3 separate regions of the Homo sapiens genome follow, and all the other regions are linked to region 2. Evidence: chromatin loops called from intact Hi-C (ENCODE). Cell type or tissue: MCF 10A. All regions are shown on one strand. Region 1 overlaps LOC107984696 (a long non-coding RNA gene). Region 2 has its middle 190 kb from the start of LINC02914. Region 3 has its middle 250 kb from the start of LINC02914.

Region 1 (2,500 bases), 130 kb before region 2:
TCTGTTGGAGATGCTGCCTCTCATTTTCTGGGTGTATACCCAGAAGCGGAAGTGCTGGGACCAATGATCATGCTATTTTTAGTTTTTTGAGGAACTGCCATTCTGTGGGAACAGTTTTTAAAAGCCCTTGGTTCCATCAGCAAGGGTTGATAAATCAGGGCAAAAAAAAAAGATGAAGGAAAAAAGAAGAGGCCCTACTTTTGGGGGCTGAGATGGCAGCGGTGACAGGGAAAAGGATGTATTTTGACTAGCAAGCCAAGCAAGCGTCATCCAGGTGCTGGGCAGGGTGGCGGAGGGAGGGGCCGGGAGGAGCGCAGAGCCTCGCGCCCGGATGCCCGGCCAGCTAGCAGCGCGGGCAGCGGCTTTATGTTGATGGCAAATTGTCACTTTGGCGGAATTCAGGAACGCTACTTATGTCATTAGGCGGCAATCTATAATTAACGCACTCAAGGCTGTGTGAAGGGTAGGATTCTTCCAGGGACAGCTAGAGCGATTCCACCTGCATCTTCTGGGAGCGGGGGTAAGTGGGGGTGTTCACTTCAGCCAGCAGCTGACACCTAATTAGTGGCAATTGTATTGTTCTGATGCCTCCTCCACCAGGAAGCCTCAGGACTCCCAGCTGGAAGGGAGGCTGTCTCAGAGGTGGAGACCAGCCAGAACAAAGAGCTGGAGAAGGAGGTCTGAGCCAGGAGAGCCTGGGAACCATGGGGAGTCCAGCTCATCTACAGAGTCATTTTTATTCCTGGCCATGGAGCCCTTGAATGCCAGGGTCAGGGATGGCTCAGTTCAGCCGGGCCCCAAAAGAGTGGACCAGACTTCTCCAGGGGTTAAGCAACTTTTAAAATGTCGACAGGGAGGGGAAAACATTGTGGAGCTTCCTGACCACGGGGCTGCCTGCAGCCCGGTTTCCCAAGCCATGGGCGGGCTTGGCGTCTGACTGTCCCCTCTGGAATGTCTGGGCTGCAGCCGGGGCTTGCTCTAAATGAGAAACAGGCGGGAGGGGCTTAGCGGGCCTGGCAGGTCGTGGCCAGCTCCTCGTGCGGTCTGGGCAGGGCTGCTTGGCACGGGCCGCCGAGGAGGACGCACTGGCTGTGCAGGCGGCCCTCCCACCAGCATGGAAGGCTTGGGGGGCCCTGGGCCAGCCTGTTCAGGCCAGCGCCTGCACGGAGGGAGGGCAGCCATCTCAGGGACTGCGGCAGAGCACCGCCCTGGAGGGCAGATGGAGCTGGTTCTGCTTCTGGCCCGGCCCCTTCTCCTTCTGCAACCTTGGGAACACGGTTCACAGAGCCTCCGTTTGCTCACATTGGAAATGGAAGCAACAACGCCTCCCAAGGTGGTGAGGTGACCGTGTCTCACGGAACAGAGGTGGTACGAGTGGGTGACACTTCATAGACAGCTGATACCTGCAAAGATCTAGGAGGCTGGCCCAATATCCTGGTTTTATAGCTGTGGGAACTGAGGTTCAGAGAAGTTTGGGACTTTACCCATGGTCACACAGCAAGATATAGGCAAAGAGATTCTTCTCTAATCCACGGATTCCCCAAATCAGCACTTTTTGCTAGAGCCCAGCCCACAAGAGTGTTTTCTGGCTCCCTCCCAGCCTGGCTCTGTCCTCTCTTCCTCTTCCCAGCCCAGGCTTGGTCATGGTAATCTACACTTGCCTAGAGCTTCCTGGTTTCCAGCGTGCTTCCCTGTACATTTTCTAATGCCAGGGGATGGAGAGTCTCAGAAGTCCCCAGGAGCTTCCAGATCAGCGTTGGCCCTGAAATCTGGGGTGGCTCAGATCAAACCCCCCTACCCACCGCTCTCCCACCTCCCAAGTGGTGAAATCTAGTTTCAGACTTTCTGCTAGCGGATGTCCGTTACACATTTTGCAAAAGGCCCAGGAAATGGCATTTCTCCTTCTCAGTAATCCTCCCCGTCAGCCCAGGCTGTGTTCTTAGTTCGCTTTACAGATGAAGAGCCCAAAGGGTTCAGTGACCCACCAAAGGTCCCCCAGGTGAAGTGGGGAAGCTGGGATTCAAGCCAGAGCTGCCTGTGGGTGGCGCTGCTGCCTCCGCACAATCAAGGCTGTGGAAGGTGGAGAAAACGCCTGCGGGCCTCCATGTCCGACCCCTCCCAGGGGAAGAGAGCATGAGGACTTGGGTTTAGGTTGCTTATCCGTGTGCGACCTTGGGGATGCGACTCAATCACTTTGAACCTGTTTCTCCATCAGAGGTTGGGGTAATGATACACAGAATACATAGATGTGAAGACAGGAAGGGGGCCGCGGAGGGCACCCCGTGTAAACCCTGAGACGTCTGGTGTCTGGGGAGGTGTGCATGGCCCTGGGCGGGCGGGGCTTCAGGAGGGGTCTCCCAGGCCAGATTCTAGGGGAGCTCGGAAGCTTAGGACAGAAGAGGATTTTATCCTCTTGGTGGCACGAGACTGAGGGTTTTAAGTGGGAGGTGACGTGATCTCTTGGTGCTTTGGAAAGATCAGCCTGTTAGCCAAGTTGGAG
Region 2 (2,500 bases):
GGAAGAACAAAGAAAGCACAGGAACAAAAAAACACCAACGCAAAATGGAGAAACTCCCAGAATACGTTTTTTAGGGTGGTTTTGGAGCTTTGTTTTAGCTGGGTCAGGTTAGGTCTGTTGCAGCCGCTAGGCCCCTGTTGGTCACCAGTAGCCCAGGGATGACAATAGCTGCCTAACAGCTGGGTTGGGACAATCACAGAGGATAAAGCCATCACAAAATCTGGACAACGGCACGTGGCTCACAACTAGGGCCCTACCTTACTGCTCTCACTTTCGCTGAGCTCAGAACTGGGGGTCAAATGACTACCCCCTGGTTCTCAGGCAGGAAAGGGAGCAAACTTCTCCCTTGCCTCCCTGGCCTAGCCCTTGCTGTGCTGGTGGTGTGGGCTGGGAAGTACCCCTGGATCTTGTAATATGCCCCCTCCCCCATGCTGCCGGCAGGGCTGGGTAGGGAGGACAGACAGACAACACAAATGAAAAGGAACCCCCAACTCCTGGGGCATGCTTTCCTGCCCTTCCCTCCCGCAGGCTGATTCCGTTTTTTGAATAATGAAGATGCGCGCTTTGAGCCAGCCTTTGAGACAGAACACAGCAGTGGAAAAACATTGGCTTCCGAGTTTGGCAGAGCTGGGGTTAAGACTATGCCATATTTCCTTGCCGCGAGACCTTAAACCACTCATTTTATCTATGATTTAGTTTCCTCATCTGTAAAGTGGGTAGTAAATACTAGAAACAAAGCATACAAAGCACTGAGCACCTGGTAGACTGTCAGTAAACTGCAACTCCTGTCGGAGGCACGGGTAGAGAAACATCCATCTCATCCTTTGGAAGACGTGAGGATGCAGCTCCCTGACGCTGTCGAGGCCTGTTTCGCCGTGGTCATTTGGAGTTTGGAGGAGGGTGTGGGTTGTGAGTGGGGAGGGATCACTGTTCTCTCCTTGTGCTTTTGAATAAACAGTTCCCTCTGATCTTAGCTGCCCTTGCTCCCCGGGAGCACAATTTCAAAGGATTTCTCCATCGAGCAAAAGCAAACCTCAATCATCTTTGTGCACAAAACACCCACCCAGGCTATTTGTCTCCGTCCTGAGCGCTTGGCATGGGGCCCAAGAGGAGCCTTCAGAAGGGAGTGCTTAGCAAAGAATGCTGGCATTCAGATGCAGTTGACTGTCCGCTGTCGGACAGCCCCACCCTCTGTACTGTGCCTGGGGATCTTGGCAGCCCAAGTTAACCACAAGACAAGTTTTATCATCTGTTAAACCTGTCGTTCGGAAAAAAAAAATGACTTCAATAAAATATTTCAACAATTATAGTCCATTTTAATTAGGTGTGTACCACATAATTATAGATTTAAAAAACGTATAGGGTTTCAAAACCCAACACCATGGTCATATGGAGTTAGCTTTTGTCCCCTTCGGAATTTCTAGCCAGATTCTCCACCTGAGGAGACGCTGCATACCTGGCTGAGACAGCTCCCCCCTCCACAACTTGGCCCAATTACCTCCTTTTTACCATTCTTTCCGTTTCCATCTGGAATCTCAGAGTCCTGTAGGCAGCCACTGATAAGCCCACAGGAGGGGGACTGGATGGCAGGTGGCCCCTGAAAGCCTGCAGAGTCAACATTAGGATAGAGGGAGGCCAGGTGATGGGGGCAGTGTGAGAAGGGCCCTGGATGTGGAGTCTGGAGGTCTGGATCCTCTTTCTGGCCCCATCAGCAGCTTGCTAGGCGATCTTGGGCACGTTGTATTCTCTCTCTGGGCGTTAGTGTCTTATCTTTAAAAGGGAAGAATTAGACCATAATTTTTCAAAATTTTGATTTTTGTAACTTTTTGTGTGCAGAATTTCAGTTTGCAAATGAAATTTGGAAAGCCCAATATGTAAACAGTTAAAAATGGAGGTACTTAGGTCAAGTAGGATACAGCCCCAAACTTTCTCTAGTGATCCCTGCAGCCCCTTAAAAGTTTGAAAATGGCCGGGCGCAGTGGCTCACCCCTCTAATCCCAGCACTTTGGGAGGCCGAGGTGGGCGGATCATGAGGTCAGGAGTTCGAGACCAGCCTGGCCAAGGGGCATGGTGAAACCCCGTCTTTACTAAAAACACAAAAATTAGCCAGGCGTGGTGACGGGTGCCTCTAATCCCAGCTACTCGGGAGGCTGAGGCAGGAGAATTGCTTGAACCCAGGAGGCGGAGGTTGCAGTGAGCCTAGATCACGCCAGGGCACTCCAGCCTGGGTGACAGACCGAGACTCTGACTCAAAAAAAAAAAAAAAAAAAAAGAGAGTTTGAAAATGACTGGACGAGATAATTTCAAAAATCCCTTTCCAGTTCAATCATTCATTTATTCAACAAATATTTACCAGGCATCCACTGTGTGCCAGCCCTGTTCTAGGCTCTGGATAGACAGCAGGGAATAAGCCTGGCCCAGTCCCGGGTCTGGGCCCTCAGGGAGCCTCACGGCTGGGACACGGACAATGGTTTCATCCATCGGTGTCCTCAAAACAGCT
Region 3 (2,500 bases), 51 kb before region 2:
ACCGAGAGTGATTTAAGAGTACATCTCTCCATCTACATCTGTATATAACAGACCTGAGATACAGGCTTGGGCAAAGGTCTGTTTGCAGATTGCCAAATTCAAGAGAGGAAACTTGTTCCGGGGCTGAAGGGTGTTCAGGGGCAGTGTGGGCAGGTCAAGTGTGGACGCACACAGTCCTGGCCTTTGACCGTTCTGACTTACCAAGCTGTATTCACTCAGGTAAGTCACACAGCCACTCTGAACCTCAGTCCCTTCCTTGTCTCCAGGCAAAATGACCCAAGGACCTTTCTTTGGGTGGGCTTTTTATCCCGTCCGTGTGTAAAAGCCCACTCCAAATGAACCAAATCTCCCACAGGCTTTGCAAGGTGTGACTCAAGAGTCAAGGCAGCGCGGGGACCTGCCCGTGGACCCTGGATCTTAAATGAGCCCCTGGAGCTCAGCAGCAGGTTCCTGGGAGTCTGGCTGGCTGAGTGCTTGGCTGGGATGAGTGGGAGCAGCTGCAGGAAAAGGGAGAACTAGTTTCTCCGGAGTGTGTTTATCCTGCTTATCTGACCTCAGAACTCAACCATCCTAATGATTTTTAATGACTCTAATGTGCCTCACGTCTTGACTGGACCCACTGGCCATGTCGCGCTATCGAATGGCCTCTTTCCCATGCGTACTGCCCGGTGGAAGTGGGTCCAGGTGCCAGGTGGGATTACTTGGGTCACACACATGGTGGGACTTAGTTCAAAAGGATTTGACACCAGGCTCTGCCAGAGCTCAGAGCTTGGGGAGATGGCTCCAACCAAGCCCCTTGGTCAAGCCAGGTGGAAACATGCTCAGGGAAATGGGATCAGCTTCAAAGTCAAATCTCAGCTGTGCTGCTGACTAGCTGAGCTCTCAGGATACGAACTTGGCTTCTCTGGTCTCTATTTCCTCATCTGAGAAACGGGTGCCGTAATGAGATCTTCCTCGCCTCGCCAGGATCCCTGGTCCTCCGCCCTCTGTGGGCCTAAGCTTCGCCTGTAGCAAATGTAGGATTTCTCAGGCGCCTCCCAATTTTGTAACCCTATGACTCTCTCGCCGGCCAGCTTCTTCCTGTCCACGCCCATTCCCACCCACCTGAAAAATACCTGCCCTTGGACGATATAGCCTTGACCAAGCCATTTCCCAAGAAGGGCTGCCATGGCCTGGGGTTGCCACCCACCTGAGACCTCGTGGGGCCAGGGCTGAGCTCTCAGGGTGAGCCTTGTGAATAGCATAAACACTCACTAGTTCCCGTCCCGTCCCTGCTGGCTGTCTTTAGGCAAACTGGACAGGGAAGCACCAAAGCCCTTGCCTCCCCTTCACATGCATGACGTAACTGTCACTGGTGAATGTGGAGATTTCTAGAAAGTCAGGGCTTCTCCATTAGTGAGTCAAAAGGCTCAGATCAGCTCTCTGCCTTTTATGCAGGCTCCAACTGTTGCTTCACCCGAACCCACCCTCTTTCGTAAGCAAGAGTATCCTTGCCAGCTGAGTCACTGAGTCCGGGGACTCCAGCCAGAACATGGTAGCGGCTTCATGGCCCAGACCCTGGCCTGAGGAGGGGCCTTGTCTCTTCTTGGCCAGCTGTGTGGGTGGGATCCCCCTCATTCCAAGGGATCATTTGCTCTCTCTCCCCCCACAATCTGCAGATGAACACCCTTGGGGTGGAGGAGAATTTCAGCTACTTGCCTGATGCTTTATGGACCTGGGCAATAGAGCAGCTTTGTCTTGGGGTCTGACCACAAAGCCCTAGCCATTATTATTATTAATATTTCTTAGAAATATTTATTTCTTATTTAATAAGATGTCTTAGAAATCTCATGAGTGTGTCAGATGAGAAAGTTGGGAAAGATGTGAAAGTGTCCTTAATGACAGCACAGTGCTTCTCAGCTGGGGAAGTGTTGCCTCCAGGAGATGTTTGGTAATGTCTGGAGACGTTTCTGGTTGTCATAATTGAGGGGCAGGAGGTGTCACTGGCATCAGGTGAAGAGAGGCAGGGGATGCTGCTATATACATGCCACAAAGCACAGGGCAGCCCTCCACAAAGAGTGACCCAGTTCAAATCATCAATATCGCCCAGGCTGAGAATTCATGATACAGGGAAGCTGTATCATGAAGGCCTTGGAACTAGACCACAAGGCCTCCAGAGGGTCTCAAAAATAGTGTTTATATACATAAAAACAAAAACCCCATTTTAATTGTAAGATAGATTTGAATTTTGAGGTTGAAGGGCTGGTGAGTGCCCAAGTCAGAGTGCAGCCTGGTGGCATCTCCGGGAGGCCCCATCGCTGCCAGCCCCGGGCTGTCCCGACTCCTGCCCCAGGGGCAGTGATGACACCTACTCCCTGCTCCGGGTGCATGTGGCACCCCACTCTGCTTCTGCAGCCCTGATCTCTACCTGGGGCGATTCTCCCACATTTCACTGCTGGTGGGAAGTGACACCTGGGTTTCCCACCATAGCTCAAAATGCAATGTGTCCCGACCTCAGGCC

The links. Hi-C counts contacts between places; a loop is a spot of excess contacts. Peaks named below come from ENCODE experiments on the same cell type or tissue, not always from the same donor. Only the 100,000 strongest peaks of a DNase experiment are listed, where the experiment ranks them.
Region 1: it touches region 2 in a loop (9-fold over the local background); 5 of 110 quality-filtered maps call a loop at or near these places.
Region 3: it touches region 2 in a loop (5-fold over the local background); 4 of 110 quality-filtered maps call a loop at or near these places.

The regions. Positions count from the first base shown.
Region 1 is chr14:99,034,598-99,037,097 of GRCh38, reverse strand. The region is part of intron 1 of LOC107984696 (a long non-coding RNA gene); the gene reads left to right. Among named protein-coding and RNA genes, the nearest start is that of BCL11B, 240 kb to the left of the region's middle. In MCF 10A, no CTCF peak of the experiment used is centred here; DNase peaks (open chromatin) are centred at 947 and 1,597.
Region 2 is chr14:98,905,302-98,907,801 of GRCh38, reverse strand. No RefSeq gene overlaps it. Among named protein-coding and RNA genes, the nearest start is that of LINC02914, 190 kb to the right of the region's middle. In MCF 10A, no CTCF peak of the experiment used is centred here; a DNase peak (open chromatin) is centred at 1,111.
Region 3 is chr14:98,956,304-98,958,803 of GRCh38, reverse strand. No RefSeq gene overlaps it. Among named protein-coding and RNA genes, the nearest start is that of LINC02914, 250 kb to the right of the region's middle. In MCF 10A, no CTCF peak of the experiment used is centred here; a DNase peak (open chromatin) is centred at 1,403.